Linked DNA regions of Homo sapiens: region 1 is linked to region 2. Evidence: chromatin loops called from intact Hi-C (ENCODE). Cell type or tissue: heart left ventricle. All regions are shown on one strand.

Region 1 (5,000 bases), 79 kb before region 2:
TACCTGACACAAAATGTAAATGTACAGCCAGAGACAACACACAGTCGTAATGAAATCCTAACACCTGAAACTGTTTGGCATCATTATCAGTCAAGTAACTGTGCTTAATTTCCTCTCAGCTGGGCAGAGTTGGTCCCTAGTATTGTTTACTGAAAATCTGCTTCAATACAAAACAATTACTGTGCACCTGAAACATGGCCTGGAGTGGCACACTCCCAGCATCCTCCCAGGCCAGCCCTAAAATAAGATCATCAGTCCCTGCTTTTGACTTCCTCTTAATACCTCCCACCTACCCCCTGCCAAATCCCTAGTTCTCTCAAGAAGTCTGCTGATTTTCTTGGAACCTCCAAGTAAAATAAGGTTTACAACCCTTTTGTAAACTGCTATGCAAATTGTTTACATTGGATATAGTGGGAAAAATGTTGCTTGAAGGGGATAAATAAAAACAAAAATGTTTAGACAAAAACAGCAGGGCCTTAGTCTGAAGACTGTATTCCTGATATACTGACTAAGAACTGGAAAGATCAGGAGAGGACAATGTGTTGGGTTTCCAGAAGACAGCCTAGAACTGTTGGAGGTGGAATTAAATCTATATAATTGCCCCTAGTGTTGGGACAAAGTACTGTGAAGACTCGTCAGACGCTGGTGTCTTTCTATTAAATAACTCAAAGAGAACAGTTAGCTAAGACATAAGGGTGCCCCAGTGTTTATGCTAGCAAAAGCACCCTGATACCTGCTCCCTCTTCAGGTTCAGTTACAGTGAAAGGCGGGAGTAACATGGACAGGAGTGTTATTAGTGTTATCATTCGTGTTTTCCTTTCCATTTGCATTTCAATCTCCCCCTTGCAAGCAAGAATCCAGGTCTTTGTTCTGGGAAGAGAAGACAAAGGAAGGGAACAGAAAGAGAAGAGAAAATAAAGGGAACAGAGAAAGTGGGAAAGAAAGGAAAACACAGAAGATTAAAGGGGAAAATCTTCACGGAAGGAGGAATAAAATGCTTTTTAAATAAAACTTCAATAGCTTTGCCTCAAGTCTTTTATGGAAACATTCTTTATTAAATGAAATGTATTCTAACGATATGTCTTTAAAATATTTTATGATGGCATGTCTTTCTCCTAAGATCAAAACACATCCCATCATTTGCCATCAGTCAATTTATCTTACTGTTTGAGAGGAAATTTGCTACTTATGATTCATAGAATATTAATAAAAGTTAAATATATTCTATTTTTTTTTTGAGACAGAGTCTTGCTCTGTCACCAGGCTGGAGTGCAGTGGCGCGATCCCAACTCACTGCAATCTCCGCCTCCCGGGTTCAAGCGATTCTCCTGCCTCAGCCTCCTGAGCATCTGAGACTATAGGCATGCACCACCACACCCAGCTAATTTTTGTATTTTTAGTAGAGATGAGGCTTCACATTGGCCAGGATGGTCTCGATCTCCTGACCTCATGATCCACCCCCCTCGGCCTCCAAAAGTGCTGGGATTACAGGTGTGAGCCACTGCGCCTGTCCAATATATTCTATTAAACCCTGATTCAAGTATAGGTAAGGTCCAAAGAATAATTCCAAATATCCTAATTTAATGCTCTTCTAAATTATAACTTCAAGCAAAATAAAATCACCAGAAGACAGAAGAAAGAATAATTTTGCCTCCCAATCTTTGAAGCACTATTTAAACTAGAACCTGATCTTACATAGTATGCCTGGAAAAATTTACGAGGTAATAAGTAAAATGCATATATCTATGTAAATGAAAATTTGAATATCTCAAAATACACATAAACTAAAAACCATAGACTGTACAACATCATAAGGAAAAGTTCAAGGCTGAGATTTCTAGAATGCAGTACTTACACATATGTGCAGGTAAACATGCATGCACACACACTCAGAGCCCTCATAAGGAAAATTGCTTGGCTGACTGTCATTTCTATCGAAATACATAAGTTGAAAAGATTTGACAATAAAACCTTCTAAATCATCAGTCTAAACATAAAATGAATAGGTCACCTTCAATAGCAAATTAATTGCAATCCCTGAGGGGTCCCCTACCAGGAAATACATTCACACTTAGTAATTTTATGACAACTCCTACATTTTCACCTCCAACCCAGACTTCTCTTCCATGGACACCAGCCCACAGGTCCAATACATACTTCTCGTCTCCACTAAGGTAGTGACATCTCAAATTTAAAATGTCCAAGCCAAACTTCTGATTTTCCCCATCACACCCCAAACCTGTTTTCCCCCACAAACTTCTACATCACAGTTAATGACATCTCACATCCTATCTCATCCCCATCTCACATACCATCTTACGGTGGCAGATAGTATTTTGTAAAAATACAGCCCCAGTAATATATCCAGACATCTGTATCTTCTCCCCTTGAACCTGGCTGGGTCCTTGTGATTCCCTCAACAAAAGAGTTATGTCAGAAGTGACTCTGTGGTTCCCATAGCTAGACCCTAAAAATGCAATGCAGCTCTGCCTGGATCTCCCAGGACTGGTTCCTGGAACCCAGCCACCACGCTGCAAGGAAAGCCCAGCCACATGAAGAGTAGCATGAAGAGGCCCATATGGAGAAAACTCTATCCTCCCAAGACCTGGGATGCGCTCCTAGACAACAGCCAGCACCAGCCCACTGGCCTTGGGAGACAGTCACCTGGAAGCATCTCCTCCAGCTTAGGGCCGTGGATATGAGAACAGCGCAGGCTCCAGGGCCCTGTGCTCACAAGGGCTTATGCTCAATGTTTAATGCTCTGTGGTCACAGTCTTATTTTATCTGTGAATATGTGTTCTTTAGGTGGAACAATGGCACATGAGCTGTGGACCTGGATCCTTAGCTCCTGCGTAATCCCACATCCCCAGGACAGGTTCTCAGCCACTCACTACCCACTCTCTTGGCGCCCTGGCCCCACCCTGGCTCCTCCACACAGTGAGGGCTGCCTCATCTGCCCCTGGCAGAGAGACACAAAGAGGGCTGGGTACACACATGCCTATGATGTTTCAGAGTGTGGGATGTTGCGGCTGTCCCATCCTGGGCTAGCAGAACCCTGACATGTATGACAGGTGACTCTGTATGAGTAAGCCCTTACCCTTTCCCAATCTAGCTACCAAGCACATCCAGCACGGAGGCTGAAATCCCTAGAGGGTCACCAGTCCACTGTGGGTTGAGGTGGCGGGCCCAAGCGAAAGGGAAAAGTCTGGCTTGACATCCCCACTCAGAGCTAAGGCATGAGTCATCTGTCCTGGGGCTGGAGGGGGGCAGAGGGACCTGGCAGCTAGTCCCATGGGGGCACTGAGGCAGGACCCCCAGGTGCCTATGACGGTCTGCTCTGCCCAGCAATTATCCTCAGCCCTGAGGGAACCCATCAATATGAGGCAAATGAAAACACCACGACATGTCCAGAAACAGACCACAAGAGAAAGGAAAAATGTTTTCTATTTCAGTATGTTTAATGGCACTTTTACCCTGCTTTTCAAACAAAAGGCCCTTGTCCTCTTCATGGTACATGAGCCCTGCTCCAGCATTCGGCTGACACCCTGTGAAGCTGAGACAAGCCTTCCCCCACGGAACCCTGCCCAGACTGCAGATCTGTAAGCAACGGAAATGGCTGCTATATTCCTTTAAGTCACTGAGTCTGGGGTGGCTGATTGTGCAACAAAATATCAAGAACACTTACTTTGCAGTTTCTTTTCCAACCCCTGTTCAAGTTTGACTGAAGCTCCATGAAGGCAGTGATTTTGAGGGTGTTTTGTTCACTGCTGTATTCCCAGTGCCTAGAACACTGCCCCACCCCTCTCAGTTGCCCAATAAATGAATGAAGTCCCACTTTGCTGAAACTTGATCTTTAGGTGGTCACCAGTAGAGTTAAGTTTTTAACTAGTTTAAAATACTGGCAGTAAACAGTTGGAAAGTGTGCAATGATGCTGCTGACTGCCAGTGTGCTTAGTGAGTGCGTGACCTTTCCTTATGTCCATGGCCTGGGGGTTCTGGGGAGAGGGCACCAAGTTAGGACTGTGCAAGCAGGACTTGCCTTCCTTGCTCCTGACCAGTCACTTAGCCCTCAGAGTCCACGTCCTGGCCCATGACCAATGTGCTGCCACACAGACCTGCCAAGAAGAGCAGAGGGGATGATACATCTATTTCAAAAACAAGTTCAGAACACTTACTCTGTCCTAAGCAAGTATTCCAGGCAAGTGAAGGAGGTGCAAACATGATGAAGACATGGTCCTCAGCATAATGTTATTAAAATGTATATATCTTTTTTAATTCTTAATTTTTTTGTGGATACATTATAATAGGTATCCATACTGATAGGTGTATATATTTATGGGATACATGAGATATTCTGATGCAGGCATACAATGTGTAATAATCACATCAGGGTAAACGGGGTATACATCACGTGAAGTATTTATCCTTTGTGTTACAAACAATTCAATTATACTTGTTATTTTTAAATGTACAATTAAATTATTATTGATTATAATCACACTGTTGTGTTATCAAATACTAGATCTTATTCATTCTTTCTATTTTTTTTAGTACTCTTTAACCCTCCCTCTTTCCCCACTACCACTACCATTCCCAGACTCTGGTAACCATCGTCCTACTCTCTATTTCCATGAATTCAACTGTTTTAATTTTTAGCTCCTACAAATAAGTGAGAGCATGTTAAGTTTGTCTTTTTGTTCCTGGCTTATTTCACTTACCATAATGACCTCCAGTTCCATCCATATTGTTGCAAATGACAGGATCTCATTCTTTTTTATGGCTGAACAATACTCCACTGGGTATACATACCATATTTTCTTTATCCATTCATCTCTTGATACACACTTAGATTGCTTCCAAATCTTGGCTATTGTGAATAGTGCTGCATCTCAGCATAATCTTCTATCAAGATCATATATATGGTCTGGATATAGTGGCTCATGCCTGTAACCCTAGCATTTTGGAAGGCCAAGGTGAACAGATTGCTTGAGCCCAGGAGT
Region 2 (5,000 bases):
TAGACTTTATCTGATAGAAAGCACGTCTGATTTTACCGACAGCTTGATGAGAACTGCTTTGCGATGGAATCATATATTGTTCACTTATTGATTAGCCTAAATCTTCACCTCTAAGGTTTAACTATACATATGTGGGTTTGGGTGTGTATTTATTTATATAAATATATTTAAAACATGTATTGGCTAAAGTATATTGAAACTAATATTATTTTTGTTTTCCCAATGACTTCTTCATATTTCTGGGTTAAACAAGATGCTTTTAAGTTAAAAAACAACAGGTGAAATTAACAGTCATTGAGGAAATCTTTGCAAAGCCTCTTGGTCTACTTCCCAGCAAATGAGAGGGTGCATAACTGGGCAACAAATCCTTTTGAGACTACTTGGTTTCCCAATTTTTGCTTTCAACAATTTTGAGAATGAGCTTAATCAAACTGTCAGCTAACAGGTCATTAAAAATAATTACTGATACTAGATAATGATGTGAATCTTGGCATGAAACTTGAAAAAGAAATTCAAAGAAGTGGCTAATCCTATCCATCTATTTATATGAACAAAGATTCTCAGTACCTATTTATAAAAATGAAAAATGGAAATAGAATTGATGTTTAACCCAGTTTAACTCAACCAGTAAGTAATATCTACCCACAGATAAATGAACTATTTCATCGAAAGCCCAGTTGATTTCTGAAACAATTCTTCCAATAAATTTTAACAATGATTCGATTACATACTAGTGATAATTCAACTACATAAAAATCTAACACTTAAAGGTTTATACTCCTATAAAATTAAATATAGAATTAAAATTTCAACTTTTTACATATTTTTGTTACAGAGAAGCCTGATAAGTAATCACAGACTTTCAAGCACAAATGTGTTATAATAGGATATGATTCTATAGGGAAAGAAAATGGGAGTACCAGTTTAAGGAGAAAAATTAAAGAGGTAAAGTTTCTCTCAATTAAATAAAAGTTTGTTCATATATTTTTAAATGGACAATGGAGGGTATCGAATCCCTTTGGTACTTGGGTCTTTACAATGGATACCTTTAAAAGATGTTTGTACAAGTTGTATTTTAAAATGTCAATATTTACCATAGGGCATACGTTCTCTCCTTCTCAACTGTATGTTTATGTCATGCAAATTTCAGATGTGAACTTATCAATGTGCAAGGAATGCCTAGTATTTAAAAATTCTGTTTTTAAATGTTTATAGTGCTTTGAGTTGCTGTTTTATTAAACATTCTTTTATTGAATATACAGGCTTTTAAGTCAGATGCCAATGCCCCACAGACCTTGGAACTGAGCAGTATCAGCTCCCTGCTCAGAAAGCCATTTCACTGGCAAGGTTTCATCACGCAGTATCTAGCCCTGGTTTTGCTCCCAACCCTAACAGTTTGGCTGGTTTATATTATAATATAATCTCCAAAATAAGCAAACCTATCTGTTGACTTTGTTCTAAAAGTCACCCCCCAAACTAAAGATATCAACCTGATTAAGTGCCTAAGGACTGATGTTCTTTCCCCCAGGTCCTTAGTCCTGCCACCTCATTGCCAGTGCACTTACAATACCTGAACCATTCATCCACCCGTAGTGGACTCCTGACTAACCAACCAACAGAGAAGCATACAAAAAGATCCCGGATATTGAAACAGAAGCAGGTTAAGCCCACGATGTATGCAGCGTGATTGTAAGCCTGTCTGATGTAGACAAAGAACTACAAACTGTAGGTTAGTGGCTGAAAGGATCAAGCTGATAATGTTCAAATCTCAGCTCTACCCTTACAATTTGCCTGATCTTGGCCACTTTGCTTCAGTTGATTTCCAGGCCTGTAAACTGAGGGTAATTTAGGTTGTTATGAGTATTAAATCAGATAATACATAATTAAAAAGCGCTTAAGACAATGCCTAGAAATTTTAAGTATTCTATGAGTATCAGCTGTTCTTTTGTGGTGTTATTACACATTTACACACAAGAACTTCAGTGCTGATTAGATATAAAGTAGATAAGGCACCACCCAGTGCCTCACCAGGCATGGTACTGGTTATGCTTTCACTTACCAATTCACTCTATGTGAATGAACACTCTGTCCTGTCCACATCTGCAGAGGAGAAATACGATGACAAGCGGCCTGGCCACTGACAATGCCACTACAAGAGGAGTGGCCATGGTTAAGTGGGATACAGATACCTGTTTGGTTTACCACTTCCTTTCAAAACCCATCTATCACATGAGAGGGAGATAGATGAGGGAAAAGAAGAAGAGGAAAAAAAAAGAGAGAAAGCCTTGGACCTTGATATCAGGCATGGGAATAGAACAGTAGCCAATATTTTGAGTCATGAATCTTCCCCAATACTCAACACTTTTCCAACCTCTGGCCAAATTCCAATCCCGCACAAATCCATCCCTTAAATACAGCACCAAATATGATCTGCATGGGACAGAAGGGAAGACTGCCAAGCCACCAAGTTCAAAAACAAAAACTATTCAAACTTCGTTCCTCTCTGCAATTTCCAATCCTCTCTGCAATTTCCCAGATGTTCTCCTTTCTGCATCTACTCTAAGATAACCACAGCCTTCGAAAACTCACTTGCTTAGAAGACATCCCGTTTTAAGAGAAAAAAAAATTAAAAACCATTTCAAAAGACTATGTAAAAGTTTATTCTCTCCCTTCCCTCTGCATCAACCTGAATAGTGCCTAAAGGCCTCATGGGCAGCTCCCGTGTCTATTGTCTAACTGCAAACCTCCTAGTTACCTAGGTGACCACAGGAGAGCTTTCCCTGCAGTTTTCCCACGGATCTTTCCTCCTGCACACTTGGCCTCAAGCTCCCTTGCCAAGGCCAGCCTGGGGAAGGAGCAACCTCCTCTCTCCCTCCCTAATTTCCACGCTGTCTATGTCAGTTGAGAAATAGAGGGCTCGACTTGCTTGGATATCCCTTCAGTTTTCCTGTGAGCTCCTTAACGACAAACCCTCATCTTGGAAACCTTTATATCTTCAATGCTCAGCACAGGCCTGGCTCCCAGGGCCTCAGCACAGGACTTATAAATGGGTACTCACCCACAGAAGGCACAGATACCTCGTCCAGCAGGGGGATATTATTCTACCTCATTTCACTCTCAGTGCTAGGTAAGCATTGTATTTGGAAAAGAATATGCCTTGCAAACAACTCTTGAATATTCTTCCAGCCATGGAGGACTTCTCACCACTGTGTTTAGTTTCCGTTTATAGAACTGAGGCATGAGAGAATAATCTTGGGGTGGGGGTACCCAGAATCTAATAAACAATATGTATTCAGAAAGCATCCCAAGAGAAAAAAAAAAATGCCAACACAATCACAATTTCTCACTGATCTTCGTCTTTATTTTAGGTAGCCAAAAAGTATTATTAGAGTATCAATTTTACTTTTCTGGGCCTTGAGTTACCATGAAGAGATTTGACCCAAATCACATGCTACATGGCAGCAGAACCAGACATCAGAGCTCAGATCTCCTAAAGCCCAGTCCTGAGGTCTTTCTCATCCCTAACAATCGACGACAAACACCTCATTTTATCTCTATCTGCCCAGGAATCTTTCCAAAATCAGTACTTACTTACAAACTTGCATCTGTTGACAATGACCATTACTTCATAAATAATTTTGATAAAATGTCTGAATTCATAATTGCATAATTTTTTAAAGTCACTCTGAAAAATGCTAATATTCTCGATACTCACTTATTCTACTTTTGTTAATGCAGTTTATTTTGATGTAATTCTCCCTAATGACACTGCAAGAATGTTATTTAAATAAGCAAAGTACATAACCACTGTAGAGTACTATATACCAAACAGTTCTTTCCCATTGCGGATAAAGTAAGAATTTACTCACTAGATTATTTTAAATCCTTCAAATACAGATCTACATGTTTTCTTTACTTTGTCAAGCCTCAAAAGGCAATGAAATTTGTTCTAAAGAAGGTGATTAACATCAGTCTCCTAGGGCCTCCCACCTCCACTTGAAGTCAAAGGTCTTAAATTATTGCTTACCTTACTGGCATTTTCTCCCTAAGACCACTCAGGCATACAGACTAGAGATTTACAAAGGATTTTGCACCTTTCACGTTAAACAGATATTCGGATGGAAAACACAAGAAATTACAAAAACACAGTTCTATCTACGGGATTTGTAACCAGAGAAAAGACAACATTCTGCCCTCCTCTGCTCATGAAAAATATAAGTAATTCTCTAACCAATTAATTTCAGTCAAGTCACTAAGAAGCTAAGTATTTTTCCTTTTAATTTACTATTTCAGAGGGCTGTAAAATAGCAGTAAGTACACTGCACTTCTGGGCTGTGCCAATCTTACAATTGTTTTAACATCAAAATGAGAAACTGTACCAAATTCTTAAGCCATACTTGAAAATTATAACATGCGCTTTGGACCCAACAGACAGGGACAAGAAAACAGGCTTTGGGCCCAGGGAAATGAGCACTTTTGGATCTAAAATCAGCTGTAGCCACTGTCCATGGGACATCCTGAAATGTGTTGAGGCCTCAGTTCCATAAACCCTAAAATACCAGTGCTGTCATCTTCACCTAATAGGATCACATTGGAGAAGTATATAAATGATATGTAAAGGACCTAGCACCTAGGTGGCATGCAATTGTCACATTTCCTTTTTCCTTATTTCTAGGAAACCAGGAGAAATGGTAGCAAATTTATGAATCAAGATCACAAATGGAAGAAAAACTGGGGCTGAGGAAAACCATACCCTTTGGGGTTTGTAGACATAAAGGAAAAATACAAGGCAAGGTTATTGCTCAAGGCTATTCTGTAGTCATAGGGCTCCAACAATAACAGCAGCTATTCTGGACTGGGCACTGTGTTTTACACAGGATGACCAAGGAAGTAGAATTCATACCCTTTTCACAGATGAAGGACTAGAGAAGCTATGTGATTCTCACAGTGAGGAAATAGCACAGCCACCTTGAGAACTCAAGTTTAATGAGGCTATTATA

Evidence for each region. A loop is a pair of places that touch in the nucleus more often than their neighbours do. Peaks named below come from ENCODE experiments on the same cell type or tissue, not always from the same donor. Only the 100,000 strongest peaks of a DNase experiment are listed, where the experiment ranks them.
Region 1: it touches region 2 in a loop (2.2-fold over the local background); 1 of 110 quality-filtered maps calls a loop at or near these places.

What each region holds. Positions count from the first base shown.
Region 1 is chr18:7,662,158-7,667,157 of GRCh38, reverse strand. The region is part of intron 1 of PTPRM (protein tyrosine phosphatase receptor type M); the gene reads right to left. Among named protein-coding and RNA genes, the nearest start is that of PTPRM, 97 kb to the right of the region's middle. In heart left ventricle, no CTCF peak of the experiment used is centred here; no DNase peak of the experiment used is centred here; H3K27ac peaks cover 438 bases.
Region 2 is chr18:7,582,891-7,587,890 of GRCh38, reverse strand. All of the region lies in intron 1 of PTPRM (protein tyrosine phosphatase receptor type M), which reads right to left. Among named protein-coding and RNA genes, the nearest start is that of PTPRM, 18 kb to the right of the region's middle. In heart left ventricle, no CTCF peak of the experiment used is centred here; no DNase peak of the experiment used is centred here; H3K27ac peaks cover 999 bases.